Regions from separate parts of the Homo sapiens genome. Here region 2 is linked to region 1. A link is a loop called in an ENCODE intact Hi-C map of the cell type or tissue named here. Cell type or tissue: Panc1. All regions are shown on one strand. Each heading gives the region's core, and the rest is flanking DNA. Links, peaks and the distances in the headings are about the cores only. Region 1 has its middle 62 kb from the start of MIR3910-2. Region 2 has its middle 100 kb from the start of MIR3910-1.

The links. Peaks named below come from ENCODE experiments on the same cell type or tissue, not always from the same donor. Only the 100,000 strongest peaks of a DNase experiment are listed, where the experiment ranks them.
Region 2: a loop joins it to region 1, with 5 times the contacts of the local background. A loop is called at or near these places in 1 of 110 quality-filtered maps.

What each region holds. Positions count from the first base shown.
Region 1 is chr9:91,692,846-91,703,079 of GRCh38, forward strand. No RefSeq gene overlaps it. Among named protein-coding and RNA genes, the nearest start is that of MIR3910-2, 62 kb to the left of the region's middle. RefSeq lists an enhancer at 325-886 and a silencer at 422-716. In Panc1, for the core only: no CTCF peak of the experiment used is centred there; no DNase peak of the experiment used is centred there.
Region 2 is chr9:91,530,194-91,540,427 of GRCh38, forward strand. No RefSeq gene overlaps it. Among named protein-coding and RNA genes, the nearest start is that of MIR3910-1, 100 kb to the right of the region's middle. In Panc1, for the core only: no CTCF peak of the experiment used is centred there; DNase peaks (open chromatin) are centred at 4,416 and 6,348.

The sequences.
Region 1 (10,234 bases), core at 938-8,937:
TGAGGTGAGAAGCTGGTTTCTCATCCTCGCACTGCCTTGTGGAGAGGCACTGCCCAAGGAGGCCACTCTGTGAGACATGGGATGGGTTGCTGTCCTGGGGAGGAAACTTGCTCCCTGAACCTTCAAACTTCCAGCCTTTAGAACTGAGAGAATAGACGTCCATTGGTTAAGCCACCCAGTCTGTGGCATTTTGTTACAACAGCCTGAACAAACCGACACTTCGCTACAGGCTGATGAAATTCCTCAATTGGAGGAGTAAAGAGAAAAACCTTAGAAACATACAGACTGGAAAAATGGATTATTTAAAGAAAAAAGAGAGTAAGAGTGGCACAGATTTTCTTGTCTCCCCATGAAGCAAAACTTTTTAAAGAAAATCCCATCCTCATTGTTTTTCTTTGCTCTCTTCCAATTTGCTCGTGACCCCTTGGCCTCTCCACCCAAACTGTCGAAACCTGCGAGGCTGCCACTTGGCTATGTCCACACAGTGAAAGGTCAGGTGTCATCCACGGCGTGGGCACAGCCAATTACTGCCTCCTCCCCATGACACCTTTTCACTTAAGTAATGCTCTCAGTTCTCCTCCTATCTCCCTGGGCACGCCTCCTTACCTCCAGGGCCCTTAAACAATAGAGTGCTAATGACTCAGTTCTCAGGCCTCTTCTATTTTTAAATCTACACTCAGACCCTCAGTGGCATCTCTTCCAGTGTTGCGGCTGGAATACCATCCATATGCCAAAGGCTCCCAAGTGGGTACTTCTAGCCCAAACTTCTACTATGAATTCCAAGCCGTGGAATTGACATTTCCAGTTAAATATCCAACAGGAAACTCTCTAAGCCTGGGTTCCCAGGAATACAGTGCGGGAGGCAATTGGAGAGTTGAGGGAACCAGGAGTGAGGCAGGGACGGAGGGAGAGCAAGCCTGAGGGAAGGAGTTACTGAGCTGCACCGTGTGGAACCATGCACATTCGGTTGGGACCATTGTCAGAGATGTGTGCACAGCAGTACCTCAGGAGAGTCTGTCTACAGGGGAGAATAAAGATTCAGTTCCAGTCTCTTGCAGGTCACACCAAGTGTTAGCACCCCTGCACATGGGGCTGCACCTGTGCATTCACTAGCAAGTCCGAGAGCCTTTCTACCTACAGCAACAGGGAGGCTCCTTGAATGGGCTCCTGGACCCTGGTCTGGCCACGAAATGACAGACTCTTAGCTGGACCTGGTTCTGCAGCTGGGCAGACCTCACCCAGAGAGTCCTCTGATCACAGCTGAGGAAGTGGTCCAGGGCCCTGGACACACCCAGAGAAAAGAATGGGTGCAGAAGGTGTAACAGAGACTCAAGCCTGAGGCTTTTGATCCTCCCTATCTCCATCAACAGGAACCCGTCCTTGCTGAAACCAAACATCTCATCTGATTGTCTCAGTTATCTCATGTTGTCCCATAACCCACTCCAAAACAGTGGTTTGAAACAACCACACTCACCTATTTTGTTCATGAGTCTGAGTGCTCTGGGCCCAGGGTCTGTCATGCGGTTGAAGTCACATGGCAGTGCAGGCTGGGGTCCCGTGGCATAACTGCATAGATTTAAAAAAATCTTTCATTTGAATGCAAACACTGTCCACTCACCATCTGCACTTTTGTGATGGGCAAGTATTAGCATCCACATTTAAGAACATTAGAAGGGTTCTTTGTATTTTTTTTAAAACCACTACTTTATTTTTTTTCAACTTTTAAGATCTGGGGTAAATGTGCAGGATGTGCAGGTTTGTTACACAAGCAAATATTGAGGTATACTTTAAAGCAGGGGTCCCCCACCCCCAGCCTGTTAGGAACTGGGTCACACAGCAGGAGGTGAGAGCCACTGAAGCTCCATCTGTATTTACAGTCACTCCCATTACCTGCATTACTTCCTGAGCTCCGCCTCCTGTCAGATCAGTAGCAGCATTAGATTCTCATAGGAGTGTGAACCCTATTGTGAACTGCGCACGTGAGAGATCTAGGTTGCACACTCTTTATGAGAATCTAATGCCTGATGATTTGTCACCGTCTTCCATCACCCCCAGATAGGACCATCTAGTTGCATGAAAACAAGCCCACGGCTCCCACTGATTCTACATTATGGTGAGTTGTGTAATGATTTCATTATATATTACAATGGAATAATAATAGAAAGAAAGTGCACAATAAATGCAATGTGCTTGAATCGTCGTGAAAAAAATCCCCCGTCCCTTGTCCATGGAAAAATTGTCTTCCACAAAACTGGTCCCTGGTGCCAAAAAGGTTGAGGACCGCTGCTTTAAAGTGTATATAATCTGTATCAATTTAAGGTTATCATTTAGTAAATTTTGACACGTATATACCTGTGTAGCCAACACCACATTCAAGCTACAGACACTTCCATTATGCCTAAAATTCCCACCTACGCTTGTACCCCTGGCTCCAGATACCCCCCAAAAAGCTGCCTAATCACTATAGACCAGTATTTCCTCTTCTAGAACTCCACATGGAATCATACCATATGCACTTTCTGTTTTTGAGACCCATGTGATGTGATGTGTGTGTGTGGTGTGAGATGTGTGTGTGCGTTGTGTGTATGTGTGTGTGATGTGTGGTGTGTGTGTTATGTGTGTGTGTGGTGTGTGTGATGGGTGTGTGGTGTGTGTGTGTGGTGTGTGTGTGGTGTGTGATGTGTGTGTGGTGTGTATGTGTGGTGTGTGTGATGTGTGTGGTGTGTGTGGTGTGTGTGTGATGTGCTTGTGTGTGTGGTGTGTGTGTGGTGTGTGTGTGGTGTGAGTGTGTGTGTGTGTGTGTGTGTGTGTGTGTGTGTTTCATTCCGACTGCTGAGGAGTATTCCATTCCATTGACTGGATATACATTCACCTGTTGATGGACATTTCGTTTGTTTCTCATGTTTGGACACTAGGAATGAGCCTGCTATGAACATTCATGTACAACTCTTTGTGTAGATGTTTTCATTTCTGTTGGGCAAACACCTAGTAGTGGAACTTTCAGGTCATAAAATACTTTAAATTTTCTAAGAAACTGCCAAACAGTGATTGCAGCACCAGCAGGATGTGAATGTCCCATCTTTCATTTGCCTGCACAAAGTCCTGTCCTAACTGTCCTTTAAGGGGGTTGGTGTGATTCTCTCCCCTCCTTCTGAATTGGCTAGGACAGGACTGTCTCTATGTCTGTGTCCCCAGGTCCCTCTGCCCACCAGCCCAGCCTCCAGCATCAAGAACCCTCAGCAATGTTCCTAAAATCCCACGATTCCTCCAGCCCAGCTCTGGTACCCAAGGTGCACAGCGAGTGCCTACTGACTTATTCAATTGCTTCAACTCCTTTTGGAAAATAGAACGTGCAGATATTAACTGATTCTTCAGCAAGGGAGGCTACTGCTGACCTCTTCCTTTATTACTTTCATTTTATACACTTCTCCGGTTTCCCTGCTCTGGCAATACTAACTTTTGAAGAATTTCTCCCCAAAGATAACTTTTAAAAACTGAAGAAGTTAAACTTTAAAAACTAGATTTCAAAAACCTGAGCATTAAAAAAACAAATCTTTGTGCATGGGGGCAGAGGCATTTGTTCTTAGTGCCTAATGTTTATGATATTTGGGAGAATTTTGTCTAAGATTTTCAATAAGCTTCTAGTGAGCAATCTGATTCTTTCTTATATTCTTTTGCCTCTCTATTTATTGTGCTTTGACAGTTCTTTCTTCTAAAACTAACTTTCTTTTTTTTTTTTTTCCTTTTTTTTTTTTTTTTTGAGAAGGAGTCTCGCTCTGTTGCCCAGGCTGGAGTGCAGTGGCAGGATCTCGGCTCACTGCAGCCTCCGCCTCCCGGGTTCAAGCGATTCTCCTGCCTCAGCCTCCTGAGTAGCTGGGATTACAGGTGCGTGCCACCACACCCAGCTAATTTTTTGTATTTTTAGTAGATACCGGGTTTCGCCATTTTAGCCAGGATGGTCTTGAACTCCTGATGTCGTGATCCACCTGCCTCAGCCTCCCAGTGTTGGGATTACAGGCGTGAGCCACCGCGCCTGGCCTCTAAAACTAACTTTCTAAAAGATCCTCCCACTCCAGAATGTTCTGCCTAATGGGATCTCTATTACTTGGGGCTATGAATATAAAATTACAAAGAATAATAATAAATTACATAATAAAACAAATGATGTGTAATATATGCCATTTTAATAACATAAGCTTTCCATCTTGGCATTTAAAAAGCGATTTCACAGCGTTTTAAGAAGTAGAAAACAAGCTTCCCCACTTTGAGGGTAACAAAATTATAAAATTCCATTTTTGGCTGGTGTGTGGTTTTACAGTTAAATTAACATTAAGTAATTGATGATAAAAGAATAAATGGGCCCACATCTCCATAAAGACAAAACCAGCTGGGTTCATCCGCCACGGTTACTCCGGGCTGAGGCTCATTCTTGGGGACCCCCCCACTGTACAGATCCCTGCCAGCCCTTCAGGTCACAGGGATCTTTCTGGGAGCCCCAGAGGACCTGCAGCCCAGGGCCCCTTTGGCCCAGCGGCATCACATCCATCGTGCCAGGACCTGTCCTGGAGGGCACTGTGGCTGGGGGCCCACAGGCAGCTCAAAGGTGCCGCAGCAGGAAGGGCTGGGGAAGGTGGGTGGAGAGGGGGAGCAACCTGCCGGAGGAGCCTCCTCTTCCCCCACACCCTCCCTCAGGACTCACACCCACCTCACTCTACTGCAAGGAGGAGTCCCTATGCTCCCCAGAACCTCTGCACTGCACTCCACACTACAGGGCTGAGACCCTCCTAGCACCTCCAAGTGCAAAGGTCCAGTGGGATTGCAGACAGGGGGGCTGACTGTCACCCCAGGTGTGGCACCTCCAGTCTGCCACCTGGCACTCGTGTTCCCACACCCAGACACTGTCACGGCCCTGGTCTAAATGCCTGCTTTTTCCTAAAGGATGCTTTGGGTTGCTTGATTCCCCTGAGCCTGTTTCCCCAAGTGAAAAGTAGGAACAGTACCTCTTCCCTGTCAGGATTTTGGGGAGGTTGAGGTCGGATTATGTAATTCTAGAATGTCCTGTGTTTATCTCCACAAATTCATCCCGTGTTTACTGCATAATTCCCGGCTCATAACTCCCCTAGCTCTTGCTGTAGTGTTAAAGCACTTTAGGCCTCAAAAGTAAGCCTCAGCAAACAGAATCTCTCTCTCTCTCTCTCTGACCTCCTGCTCTCCTTTCGCCCGATTAGGACCCTACTCTTTCCCTGCCTTTCCGTAAAGAAATTACCTGCCCTACCTTGTCTGACTGTGGCTCACACAGCCCCCATTTCAGAAGGGTCCTGCCCCCTACCCTGGGGGAAGGAGTGCCGCAGAGAGAGGCCAAGAAGAATCTGAACACACAGGCCTTGCCTGGGTTTCCCTCCCAGTCTGTCGTTATTAGATCATGGTCTTTTTTCCAATCACAGTTGTCAATCATGCCTCTTATTAAGCCGCTGAGTTTATGGTAATCTGTCGGTAGTAATTTGTCAGTAGTTAGTCTTAGACCTTAGAAAAATCAGGAGTAAAGGCTACTTTGTACTACAAATTACACAACTTACATGAAAGCCACAAATGACCAAAACTGACTCAAAAAGAGATAGTAAATTTGAATAACCTATAAAAGTAAAAAATGGAGTTAGCAATTGTGACATTATGCTATATATATGTTGGTTTTCAAGCACAGTTCACTCCTGACTCATAACTCTCATAACCCTTATTATAATGTCGGGGTGCTTTAGCCCTCACAAAACAGTCTCTCTCTTGAACTTCTCCCACCCTCCTTCCACCTGCTCCTTTTTCTCTTCCAGGCAGGATTCTTCTCCCACTTGTCTGTCTTGGAGTTGGCCATAAAGAAATTTTTTTTTTTTTTTTTTTGAGGCGGAGCCTCGCTCTGTCGCCCAGGCTGGAGTGCAGTGGCATGATCTCGGCTCACTGCAAGCTCCGCCTCCCAGGTTCACGCCATTCTCCTGCCTCAGCCTCCCGAGTAGCTGGGACTACAGGCGCCCGCCACTACGCCCGGCTAATTTTTTGTGTTTTTAGTAGAGACGGGGTGGCCACAAATAAATTATTTAACCTGCCTTTCTAATTGTGGGTCATAAGACCCCCATTTTGGAAGAGTCCTATCTGATATCCTGGGGGAAGGAGGGATGCTCAGAGAGGCCAAGAAGGATCTGAACACGCAGGCCTTATGGGGTTTCCTGCTCAGTCGGTCAGTATTAGATCATAGGCTTTTTGTCCAATCACATTTCTACATGGTTGTCAATCAGGCCTATCCGATAAAGTCCCCATAAAAAGGCCAGAGAGGACAGGATTTGGAAGCTTCTGGAGAGCTGAACATATGGAGGCCCCCAGAGGGTGGCACACCCGGGGAGGGCATGGAATCTCCGCACCTCGCCCTCCGCATCCCCAATACCTCGCCCCACGCATCTCTTCATCTGTATCCTTTGTAATACCCTTTACGGCAAGCCAGTAAACGAATAAGTGTTTTCCTGAATTCTGTGAGCTACTCCAGCAAATTAATCAAACCCAAAGAGGGGGTTGTGGGACCCTCAACTTGAAGCCAGTCAGTCAGTTCTGGAGACCGGACTTGGGACTGGCATCTGAAGGAGGTGCAGTCTTGCAGGACTGAGCCCTGTGGGATCTGACACTATCTCCAGGTAGACAGTGTCAGAACTGAATTGGAGGATACCTAACTGCTGTCCCCTGCAGAATCCATTGCTTTCTTGGTATGTGGGGAAAAAAAATCCCCACACATTTGGTCATGGAAGTCTTCTGTGTTGATTATTATTGAGTGATATAATTAAAAACAAACAAACAAAAAAAAACCTTTGAGTGTGTTTTTTTCCACTCTCAGAACTTTCAAGAGTCATCCTGGCCAGGCACGGTGGTTCACGCCTGTGATCCCAGCATTTTGGGAGGCTGCGGCAGGCAGATAACTTGAGGACAGGAGTTCGAGACCAGCCTGGCCAACATGGCAAAACCCCGTCTCTACTAAAAATACAAAAATTAGCTGAGAGTGGTGGTGAGCACCTGTAGTCCCAGCTACTCGGGAGGCTGAGGCAGGAGAATCGCTTGAACCCAGGAGGCAGAGGTTGCAGTGAGCCAAGATCGTGCCATTGCACTCCAGCCTGGTGACAGAGCAAGACTCCATCTGAAAAAAAAAAAAAAGGAGTAATTCCAATTTAGAATTCTGAGTTTGTGCAAGGAAGGAAAGGGAGGACAACATTTAGCTCAGAGGCTCCAATTTTCTTAGACCCCAGACTTGTGTTTAAGGCTCTGAGGGTTATTCCTCTAAGCATTACTTAATTGATTATTTCAGCAATAGAGGCCCAGAAAAGTTAAGAGTTTTCTCTAGGGTCATACACTGGGTCAAAAAGAGAAAGAACCAATATGATGTTAGCAAGAGCTGCACACACTCCTATTGTCAAGTTAGAGAATCTTAGAATCACTAAAAAGAAAAAAGAATCATTGAGAATCAATCACTACAGACTTACCTCAGCCAAAAAAGGGGGAGAAAAAAAAAACAGACTTGCCTGGGCATTGCTGTTTTAAAATTCCCTTCCTTCTTTGCTGTGGAAGTGCCAATAAACAAGGAGGGTGATGCCAGAGAGGGGTGGCAGATGAGCCAGTCCCAGGCAATGCATACCCGAAATAGAACGTTGTTGAATAATTGCCCATGGACAGTGGGAGTTAAGTCTGATTTTCTCACTAGGGAAGAAATTAAATAAGTCGGCTATTTTTCTTATTTTTCACCAGCTTTATTGAGGTATAATTGAATAACGAAAATTGTGCATATACAAGGTGTACAATGTGATGACTTGGCAAATGCATGCATTGTGAAATGATTACCACAAACCAGCTAATTAGCTCACCCATCTCCTCACATAGTTGCCTTTTTGTGAGTGGCTAGAATCTTCAAGATCGATACTCTTAGCACATTTCAAGTGTACAACATAGTATTATTAACTATAGTCACCATGCTGTAACTTAGATCTCCAGAACTTACTCATTTTATAACAGTAAGTGTGTACTCTTTGACCAACATCTCCCCATTCCATCACACCTGTCACACCCCATCCCTGTTCAACATAGCACCACCTAGTCTCTACTTCTATGAGTTCAACTTTTTAAGATTCCACATATAAGTGAGATCCTGTGTTATTTCTCTTTCTGCATCTGGCTTATTTCACTTATCATGTCCTATAGATTCATCTATGTTGTCATAAATGGCAGTACCTCCTTATTTGTTTGTTTGTTTATTTTGAGACAGGGTCTCACTCTGTCGCCCAGGCTAAAATACAGTGGCACAATCGTGGCTCACTGTAGTCTTGACCTCTCTGGGCTCAGGTGAAACCTCCCACCTCAGCCTCCTGAGTAGCTGGGATTACAGGTGCATGCCACCACACCTGGCTAATTTTTATACTTTTGCAGAGATGGGGTTTCACCATGCTCTCCAGGTTGGTCTAGAACTTCTGGTCTCAAGCAATCCACCTGCTTAGGCCTCCCAAAATGCTGGGATTATAGGCATGAGCCACCACACCCAACTAGTTCCTTATTTTTATTTTTATTTATTTATATTTTTTGAGACGGAGTCTCACTCTGTCGCCAAGGCTGGAGTGCAGTGGCGTAATCTCGGCTCATTGCAAGCTCCACCTCCCAGGTTCACACCATTCTCCTGCCTCAGCCTCCCGACTAGCTGGGACTACAGGCGCCCGCTACTACGCCCAGCTAATTTTTTGTATTTTTAGTAGAGACGGGGTTTCACCATGTTAGCCAAGATGGTCTCGATCTCCTGACCTCGTGATCCGCCCGCCTCGGCCTCCCAAAGTGCTGGAATTACAGGCATGAGCCACCGTGCCCAGCCTAGTTCCTTATTTTTATGGCTGAATAATATGCCCTTGTATATATATACTACATGTTTTTAATCCATTTATCCATCACAGACACTTAGGTGGTTCATAATGCTGCAATGAATATGGAAGTGTAGCTACCTCTTTGAGGTATTGATTTCAATTCCTTTGGATATACACCCGGAAATAGGGGTCCTGGATCATATGATAGTTCTATTTTTAATTGTTGAGGGACCTCCACACTCTTCCAAAATGGCTATACCAATTTATATTCCCACCAACAGTGTACAAGGGCACCCTCTTCTCTACACCCTCACAAACACTTGTTATCATTTGACTCTGAAAAAAACTTGTTATAAATTTGACTTTTTGAAAACTAGACTTGTTATCAACATGTTATCATATTGTTGATATCATCTTATCAACTTGTTATCATGTTGACAACAAGTCGAACAGATATGAGCTGGTATCTCATTATGGTTTGGATTTACATTTCACTGATGTTTAGTGAATCTTAGTATATTTTCACATACCTGTTGGCCATTGTATGGCTTTTTTGGAGAAATGTCTGTTAGGCGCTTTGCCCATTTTTCAATTACATTGCTTTGTTCTTTGTTTTGTTATTGAGATGTGTGAGGTCCCTATATGTTCTGAATATTAACCCCTTAACAGATATGTGGTTTGCAAATATTTTCTCTGTAGGTTGCCTTTTCATTTTATTGTTTCCTTTGCTGTGCAGAAGCTTTTTAGTGTGATCTAGTCCCACTTATTTATTTTTTATTTTGTTGCCTATTATTTTGGTGTCATATTCAAATAATCATTGACAACACCAATGTCAAGAAGATTGTTTCTATGTTTTCTTCTAGGAGTGTTACGATTCTGGGTTTTACATTTAAATCATTTTGAGTTAATATTTGTGTGTGATGTAAGATAGGGGTCCATGTGGATATCCATTTTCTCAATACCATTCATTGAAGAGACTGTCGTTTCTCCCATTGTGTATTCTTGGCATTCTTGTCAAAGATTAGTTGACCATATATGCTGGAGTTTATTTATGGGATCTGTATTCTGTTCCATTTATCTATGTGTCTGTTTTTATGCCAGTATTATACTGTTTTGATTACTATAGCTTTATAATATAGTTTCAAATAAGGAAATTTGGTGTCTCCAGCTTTGTTATTCTTACTCAAGACCTCTTTGGCTATTTGGAGTCTTGTGGTTCCATATGAATTTTTTCTATATCTGTGGAAAATGCCATTGAAACTTTGATAGTGATTGCATTTAATTCATAGATCACTTTGGATAGTGTGGATATTTTAACAATATTAATCACTCCAACCCCATGAACATGGGATATGTTTTCTTTG
Region 2 (10,234 bases), core at 779-8,778, 160 kb before region 1:
TCAATAGTTCTTAAGATCATAAAGGGATCCTGAGACCAAAAACTGTGAGAAACACTGGTTTGCTCCACTTTCTTCTTCTTGCCTTTCAAGTTCACATATTTATTGCAGTGGGAGGCACGGGCATTTGTTGTTTCTGTCTTCTATGCAAGAAATGCCTTAAAAGAAAGAAAGGAAAATCAGCCCCACTTTAGAATGGCCTGCAGCCCCTTTGGAGGGCTGGGGAGGGGTGTTCCATGCATCTGGAAAATGCAAGGACCTGTAAGAACTAAGGAATGCTCTACAGTCATTGGGCACACTCACAGCTCATCTCCAGAAAAGCATGGGGGTCTAGGGGGACATGACTGCCCCCAGAACACCAAGGGTGGGTGAGGGGCTTCACAAAGCACTGATGGAATCCTTCCTCCAACCAGATGACCACATCATCTATCTGGGAGCCTTCATGGGGACTTGGGGTCAGGCTGCAGGGCTCTCTGCTCTAAATGGACACTACACGTACATTTTGCTTACATTTAAGGGAGCTCGCATGCCTCCCCAGTGTCTGTTCAACTCTTCTCGTCCATCATAACACCTTTCAATAACCACAGAGATTGACAAGCTCTATCACAGAGCAATTACAAACCACAACAGAACGTTGTCAGAAATGGACATGACTTTTATCAGCAGGCAGTCTTCTGACAGAACTTACTTAACCCTCTCCTTTAAAGGGTCTCTTGAAATCTCTGGGTTCCTCCCTCCCGAAAGTGAGAAAAGCCTGTCAGATAAGGAAATTTTCAGGAATGCCTTATTTAAACAACAGCGCCACTGACAGAAGTGTTACACAACAACTAACAATAGATGGTATTTGAAAAGAAAAAGTGCTCCAGAGAAGATCAGGCAAACTAGTAAACATCTGCAGGAAGTGAATTCTCCTCCCCAGTTGTAGAGACTCATCTTGCTGTCAGAGAAGAGAGAGGTAAGATTTAGCAGTGTTAGATAAGGGAAGGTATAGGAAGTCCAAAATTGTAACCTTCAAACTATTTTGGATTCTGAGAACAAGATAGTACTCAACATAATTAAAATTTTCGGAAACTTAAAGTGGGCCAAGGAAAAGCAATTGATTGCTTACAGTGCACACCATGAATCCACAAAACTGAAATTTACCCCCAGAAATAGATACCAATAAGAGCCATTGGCTAACAGTCCTGCTCAATGGCATAGATCTTCTAAGAGTGACAGCATATGGGGAGGTCACTTTTAATGTTTCCCAAGTCTTTCGAAATCTGTGGCAAGATGTTTTATTAGGAATTGGGTGTAGCCTAACCAGACATTCGGGAGAGCCCTCATCAGGCAGAGAGAAAGCATATATAGGGTGGGGTCTGTAAGGTGGGGGGGTCTGGGAGGGTGGGAGTGTGGGAGCCTCTTGTGCTCATGTGCTTTCTTTGCTGCTTAGTGTGCAATATTTATTTACTTATTTTTATTTTTATCTTTTTTGAGACAAAGTCTGGCTCTCTTGCCCAGGCTTGAGCACAGTGATATGATGTCCACTCACTGCAACCTCCATCTCCCAGGCTCAAGTGATCATCCTGCCTCAGCCTCTTGAGTAGCTGGGACTACAGGTGTGCACCACCATGCCTAGCTAATTTTTGTATTTTTGGTAAAGACAGGGTTTTGCCATGTTGTTCCTGGGCTCAAGCGATGCACCTGCCCTGTTCTTGGGCTTAAACAATGCACCTGCCCCTGCCTCCCAAAGAGCTAGGATTACACACGTGAGCCACCGCACCTGGCTGCTGATACCCAATATTAGCATGGTGTTTGGCATGCAACAGGTGCTCAGTAGACACTTCATGAATGAGTGAGGATGGTGTTATTGCATTGGATCTTACCCTAAAAAGAAAGAAATGGAAATCAGGGAACAGCTATGAGAAGGAGATTGGGGAGGAAGAAGGATACATTTAGCAACATTTTATTACTTTTCCAGGATCAACACACCCTGGAGGTGCTCTCTCACTGTCTGGGATGTTCTACGCCCTTGGGGTTTAGGCCCTGTGGCTACTTTCTCAGTCTTCTTTGGTGCTCTGGGAAAGTTTTGTAAAGGACTTACTTTTATCTCTCTCTTTTAAATTGTTCTCTTTAAATGTTTTGAAAAGCAAAAAGTACTAGAAGTGGGCTTGAAAGGAACTTAATGCCAGCTAATGGACAACTCAGTCAAATTAGATGAAGATTGTGTTACAGAGCTGAGAAGAGGTAGTCAGATGGCGGAAACAATCTCCTCCTGATTGGGGAAAAGAAATCAGGGCATGTGCATGCAGTGTGTCCGTCTTCCGGTTTCTATTTATGAATCATACCTACTTCATCATCTCTGTGGGGAATAAATGAGATAAATAAAAAGTGCTTAGTGTGCAATATATTCTTAGTGAATATTAGTGCCTCTCCTTCCTTCCTTGATTTGAAGAAGGGAGTGGAGTCCTCATATGCTTTTCACATTTTATTTTAATAGACTTTATTTTGTAGCACAGTGTTAGGTTGAAGGAAAAATTGCACAGAAAAGTACAAAGAGTTCCTATATACCTCCTCTCCCACATCCACACTCCCTGTTATTAACATAGTGCCTTAGTGTGGTACATTTATTACAACTGATGAACCGATATTGATACATTATGGTTAAGTAAAGTCCACAGACTACATTAGCATTCACTCTTCCTGTTGTACATTCTACAGGTTTTGCCAAGTGCATAATGTCATGTATCCATCATTACAGTATCAGAAGGAATAGCTTCACTGCCCTAAAGACCCCCTGCACTCCGCCTAGTCATCCCTCCCTCCCCTTGAACCTCTGGCAACCTCTGACCTTTTAACTGTCTATAATTTTGCCATTTCCAGAATGTCATGTAGTTGGAATTATACCGAATGCAGCCTTTTTAGACTGGTTTCTTTTACTTAGCAATATGTATTTACAGTTCCTCCATGAATATTTGTGACTTGATAGCTCATTTCTCTTTATACCTGAGTAATAATCTATGAGTCCATTATATGGACTTATATGCATTTTTAATACCAATTATCTACTGTCATCTTAAGCACTGGAGTTGAGGTAGAATGCATAGCTTTAAGCACTATGGCTAGGGAAAATCTGACCTCTCCAAGAGGCAATATACATGTAGTTGTTAAAAACATTGCTTTTGCTGTTAAACATACCTGAGTGTAGCAATATTCAACATCCGAAAAGTATGTATTGAACATGGTGTATAACCAGTGTTGCGTCTGACACTCCCGGCCCTGCAGATAGAGTGGGAGCAACACAGACACAGTCCCTGTGTTGCTGTCCCGCTGGCCCTGCCTCCCACCCCACAGATGTTCTGTCTGTTTCACACCCGCCTGTACTTACTCTGCACCAGGAACTGTCTGACATGCCTCATAAATACTGACTCATTTAATCCTCAAAACGACCTTATGAGTCAGTCCCATTATTAGTGCCATTTTACAGATACGGAAACTGAGGCACAGAATATTAAGTTACTTGCTCTCCATTCCCCTACTACTAAGCAGCAGGGGTGGGATTCAGACTCAGGCAGTGTGGCTTTAGAGTCTCCTTCCTAACAATGGAACTATGCTGCCTTGAGCGGAAGGCCAACACGAGGGTGGAGAATTAGGTAGGCGATAGCAACACAGCGTGTTTGGCCCACGCTTCACCTGGTTGTCATTGCAGAGGGGCGAGGGGAGTGGTCAGGAAAAACTAGCTGGGCGAAGCAGCACTGTCGTGTGCTCTGAAATACATTAAAGCCTGATGGGCATTTCCTAAAGTGTGAATGAGACTCAATTCTTGACTTCTCCGTGCCTCGTGTCCCCCCGGTAATGAGAGCAGCCGCCTTACAGGTTGTGAGGTCTGAGTGAGAAATAAACGGTGCCATGGGAAGACAGCCACACTCGCTAGCTGTGATGAGGAGCGTAAGGACCAGGTCCTGACTTCCTGCAGGCTCTCACTTGGCCCTTGTCTGAGTCCTTGGGCTGGTGTCCACTGCTGGGGAAGAAGGCAGAGTAGGGGAAAGAAGGAAGCTCAGAAACAAGGTACAGGGGGCTGCCTGCAGACTACTTAAGAGCATCAGTTTGCTTCTTAAACTGATACACTGGCTCTGAAGTCAGTGCCAGAAGAGCTCCAGAATGGTTTCTAGTGGTGGTATCCTAAACACACACACTTCCAGGGGGCAGTTTTGATGCAGAACCCTCATTTGGACTTTTTCTTTTTTTTTTTTTTTTTTTTTTAAGCAAACCTCTCTTTGCTTTATACCAGATTGCATAGACAGCCTTTTAGAAATCACTCAGAAAATGTGTCTTCCTCCAGTCACTGTAGTTCACCATAATAATGTGAAATGTAGGACCTGTGGATTGACTTTATGAGTCCAGGACCTATGTTAGCACTGCATTCCTTTGAGTCTGGTCATCTTCAAGCCAAAGCCAGTAACAGTGCAGGCTTGCTCACCCACCTGAGCCTGCAGCTGGTCCTGAGCTTTCTCCCAACAATCCCCTCAGATCTGTGTCTGAAAATGCATCTGTAACAGTGATGGCATTCCCTCATCATATGACACTTTGTATTTTATTTGTATAAAATAAAGCCAGAGTTACTGTATTAGGCAGGGTTCTCCAAAGAACTAGAACCAATGGAGATATATAAATATATGTATGTGTGTATATATGTGAATTTATATCTGTGTGTGTATATATATATTATATTATATACAATACCTGATGTCACACCATTCAGAATTCAGTAAATGTGTTAACTTTTGTCACTCCTATAAAGTCAGGCATTGGGTCCTAAACATGTATTAGAACATGTCAATTACCTTTTTGTGTTATGCTCTGTATTAACAGCCTGAACCAAGGAGCGCTATAAAGGCTTTGCTTTCCCCTCATTAGTGGCTGACTTTGCACGTTATTTCTCATCTGGACATTGGATTCTGCAAGTCCTCCATTTATGGTAAGGAATGGTAGTTTCGTTTGTCTGGTTTAGGTAGATTTTATTGTTGTTTACTTTCAGATTTCATAAAAATATGTTACTTTCAGATTTCATAAAATATAAAAATTTCAGATTTCATAAAAGTATGTTAAAAATATACTAAAAAATATTTTTGGACATATGGGCAAAGGGGCAGACAAGGATACTTTAACATTAAAGACTTTCTTGGGCCTGATGTCTTAACCGTCCCAGAGGGATCTGTACTGACCCACCTCCACTCTCCCAAACAGTAATTATTCAGAAAATATAATCAATGCAGATTGTAAAGATTAAAAAACATGAATGATTTAAACTAAGTATTATTTCCCTTTGGAGGACACACATGCACACCTGCACAAGTGCATATGTGCACACACTTCATCCTATTTAACAGGAAAATTGTTGGAAGCCTACTTCTTTATGGAAGAGCTCCATTTTGTATTCCTTGTTACCTGTGGAGACAAACTTAATACATGATTTCTAAGATGGTATATTCAAGAGCCATTCTCTGTGACTTTTCAGGCTCAGATTTAATGGCTAGTGATGTAGTGAAAGCCTGGGGCAGCTCATGATGAGGACCCTCAGTTTCTCAGCATGAGGCTCTATCTCACTGGCCACTCCACTGTCAGTAATAACCACCATCGAAAATTGAAGTCCCCTAGCAAAACACGCCCATTGCTGTTACTTCATTTTGTCTCTGAGACAAAGGTCTTTAATTGGAGGACACCCTCAGAAGTGTTGGGCAGTCACCTGGCCTTGATGCCTTTATCATCATGGGGAAGCCTGCACTGACCACCTCCAATCTCCTGCTAACTCCACTCCAGCCTAACAAAGCAGAAGCCGAGAGAAGCCCTCTGCGCAGACACGCAGCATCTGGGGTGCCAACTTCACACTCTTTCTTGTCAAGGCCCTGGCACTATTCTTACTCTTCCTAAAGAAAGACTTAGTGTTTCAGAAGGATGTACAGCATGGGTTCAGCCCAAGAAACACAGTGAGTGGCCATTTAATCAAAAACTAATATAAATAGCTTAAAGAGTGAAAGGATTATTCCAATAAGGGCTGAGTCTATTTTTCTATAAGGAGTGAAGCCAGGGAGCTGAAGCAGCCCAGTTACTCACAACCACAGAAATGACCTATACTGAAGACACTCCACTGAGTCACTGTTTAACCACCTAGGCCCCTCGGCAGGAGGGGACTCTGCTGACAAGCCTTTGGGGTCAGTCCTGAGACAACACCTTGATATGTGGCCCAGTGGGTAGCAAAGAATTCTGAGGTGTTCAACATTCCCCAGTTGAAAATGCATTGAGGGGTAGAAGCACTATGGAAGGCCAGGGTCACAAAGTGTGAGTGCTGAAGGCCGACTTGTTTATGGTGTCTGAGTCTCACATTGCTGCTGTCCTATGTAAACAAATGTTAGCAGGGCCCCATGGAAGTGAGCAGGCTTACACGCCTTTGGGAGGGGCATGCACCAGCATGACTCTTCAGGAGGCCAGCTTGGCAGTGTGTCTTAGAAGCCCTTTGACACAGCGATTTACGTGGAAGAGTTTATGAGACACAAATTGCTGCATGATTTATACAATAGAGTTTGAAAAGATGTGAAACACAGGCATGATACAAATAAATTATGTACCTCTATCCAGTAAAACACTCTATAGTCCTAAAACATTACATGCTAGAAGAACATTTAAGGACAGAAAAAAAATTCACCATGTATAGTTAAGTAAAAAGTGTATGAAACAGTATCACCCTGATTCCATTTTAAATTATTTAAAATGCCAAATTAAAGTTTAAAAATTAAAATTAAAAAGTGTCTAGATACATGATTAACAAGATTTTAAACAAGTCCCTTGAGATTTCATTCCCTTACCCCCAGAACTTGTGAACAGGGTGAGGTATCACTCCATGATTATGTTATGCTATATAGCACAGTTGCTCTTAATACAGAAAGATTCTCCTCGTGGGCCTGACATAATCACATGAGACCCTTTAAAAGCAGAGAATCTTTCAGGCTGTTTGAGGAAAGGAAGCCAGAGAGATTTGAAGCATGAGAAGTGGTCAATGCACCGCTGTTGGTGTGAACCTGGAGGAAGCAGGTGAGGAGGGAATCAGACAACCTTAAAGAGCTGAGAGATGGGGAGCTGACAGTTCGCCAGGATACGAGGATCTCTGTCCTGCAGATGCAAGGACTTGAACTTGGTCAAGAACCCAGTGATATTGGAAGCAGATTCTTCCCCAGAGCCTCCATGGAAGAGCCTAGCCTGGCCAACGCCTCAATATCATCTTGGGAGACACTGCACAGAGAACCCAGTCAAGCCATGCAGAACTTCGGATCTACAGAACTGTGAGCTAATAAATCTGTATTGCTTAAAGCTACATATGTGTGGTAATTTGTTACACAGAAATGGGATACTAATGCAAAAAAAAAAAAGCACAGAAAAGACTAAAAGATGAGAATCTAAAACAATAATAGCAGCCAGTCTCAGTAATAGAATGCTTCCATTATTGTGGATCTTATGTGATGGGTATGGGCTCTCTTTGAATTCAGGAAAAAGACATATTTTAATAAGCAGAAAAATGCATAATTATATCTTTACAAAAGAAAAAGATAAAATAATGTGTATGGTATTCATTCAGAAAGGGTAGATTTAAAAGGAGAAAAAACTTCTTTCTCTAACTTACCAATTATATCCAGGGATTCTTTGTGTTAAAAGATTTTCTTAATTCAGGAAGTTCACTTAGGAAAAGTGAGACAGTTTATAAGTGTGTCACTTTATATATGGTCATTTCTTTGTCCCATACAGGCACTCAAAAATTATTTGCATAATCCTCCTAGGTGTACAACTCCAGTTACCTGGGAATCTCATCCCCATCCCCCACAGCAGCCGCAGCAAGACCGGCCCAAGGAGACTCTGAGCTCAGACACGCCTAGCCCTGCCCCCATCTGATGGTCCTTCTCTACCCACCCTGGTAGCAGAAAACAAAGGACATATAATCTTGGGATTTCTAGGGCCCTGCCCACTGCCAGTCCCTCTCCACACTACCACAGCTGATGCTTTCTGGCAAGTGCCACCTCCTGGCAGGAGGCCAACCAACGCAAAAATAGAGCATTAAACCACCAAATCTAAGGACCCTCACAGAGTCCATTGCACCCTCCGTCACCTCCACTGGAATAGGCACTAGTATATACGGCTGAGAGACCCATAAATGGTTCACATCACAGACAACCCCCAGAACCAGCTTGGAGCCAGGTAGACTCACTGGGTGGCTAGACCCAGAAGAGAGACAATAAACACTATAGTTTGGCTCACAAGAAGCCACATCCATAGGAAAAGTGGGAGAGTACTACATCAAGGGAACACCTTGTGGAACAAAAATATCTGAACAACAGCCTTCAGCCCTAGACCTTCCCTCTGGTAGAGCCTACCCAAATGAGAAAGAACTAGAAAACCAACCCTGGTAATACGACAAAACAAGGCTCATCAACAGCCTCGAAAAATCATGCTAGTTCACCAGCAATGGATCCAAACCAAGAAGAAATCCCTGAATTACCTGAAAAAGAATTCAGGGGGTTAGTTATTAACCCAATTAGGGAGGAACCAGAGAAACGTGAAGCCCAGTGTAAGGAAATCCAAAAAAATGATACAAGAAGCGATGGGAGAAATATTCAATGAAATAGACAGTTTAAAGGAAAAAAAATAAAATGTCAGGAAACTTTGGACACACTTTTAGAAATGCAAAATGCTCTAGAAAGTCTCAGCAATAGAATTAAACAAGTAGAAGAAAGAAATTCAGAGCTTGAAGAATTAACCCAATCCAACAAAGACAAAGAAAAAAGAATAAGAAAATATGAATAAAGCCTCCAAGAAGTCTGGGATGATGTTAAACAACAAAACCTAAGGATAATCAGGTTCATGAGGAAGAAGACAATTCTAAAATCTTGGAAAACATATTGTGGGGAATAATAAAGGAAAACTTCCCCAGCCTTGCTAGAGACCTAGACATGCAAATACAAGAAGCACAAAGAAAACGTGGGAAATTCGTTGCAAAAAGATCTTCACCTAGGCACATTGTCATCAGGTTTTCCAAAGTTAAGATGAAGGAAAGCATCTTAAGAGCTGTGAGACAGAAGCACCAGGTAACCTATAAAGGAAAACCTATCAGATTAACAGCAGATTTCTCAACAGAAATGCTAACAGCTAGAAGGGATTGGGGGCCTATCTTCAGTCTCCTCAAACAAAACAATTATCAGCCAAGAATTCTGTATCCGGTGAAACTAAGCATCATATATGAAGGAAAGATACAGTCATTTTCTTTCCTTCAACAAATGCTGAGAGAATTCACTATTACCAAGCCACCACTACAAGAACTGCTAAAAGAGCTCTAAATCTTGAAACAAACCCTGGAAACACATCAAAACAGAATCTCTTTAAAGTACAAATCACACAGGACCTATAAAACAAAAATGCAAGTTAAAAAAACAAAAACAAAAAACAAAAAATAAAGAGCATGATGAATGCAACAGTACCTCACGTTTCAATACTAACATTGAATGTAAATGGCCTAAATGTTCCTTTTAAAAGGTACAGAACTGCAGAATGGAAAAGAACTCACCAACCAACTACCTGCTGTCTTCAGGAGACTCACCTAACACATAAGGATTCGCATAAACTTAAAGTAAAGGGGTGGAAAAAGACATTTCATGCAAATGGACACCGAAAGCAAGCAGGGGTAGCTATTCTTATATCAGACAAAACAAGCTTTATAGCAACAGTGGTTAAAAGAGACAAAAAGGAGCATTATATAATGGTAAAAGGCCTTGTCCAACAGGAAAATATCACAATCCTAAGCATATATGCAGCTAACACAGGAGCTCCCAAATTTATAAAACCATTACTAATAGACCTAAGAAATGAGATAGCACACCATAATAGTGCAGGACTTCAATACTCCACTGACAGCACTAGACAGATTATCAAGACAGAAAGTCAACAAAGAAACAACGGATTTAAACTATACCTGGGAACAAATGGACTTAACAGATATATACAGAACATTTCATCCAACAACTGCAGAATACACATTCTATTCAAGAGCGCATGGAACTTTCTCCAAGATAGACCATGTGATAGGCCATAAAACGAGCCTCAATAAATTTAAGAAAATTGAAATTATATCAAGCACTCTCTCAGACCACAGTGGAATAAAACTGGAAATCAACTCCATAATGAACTTTCAAAACCACACAAACACATGGAAATTAAA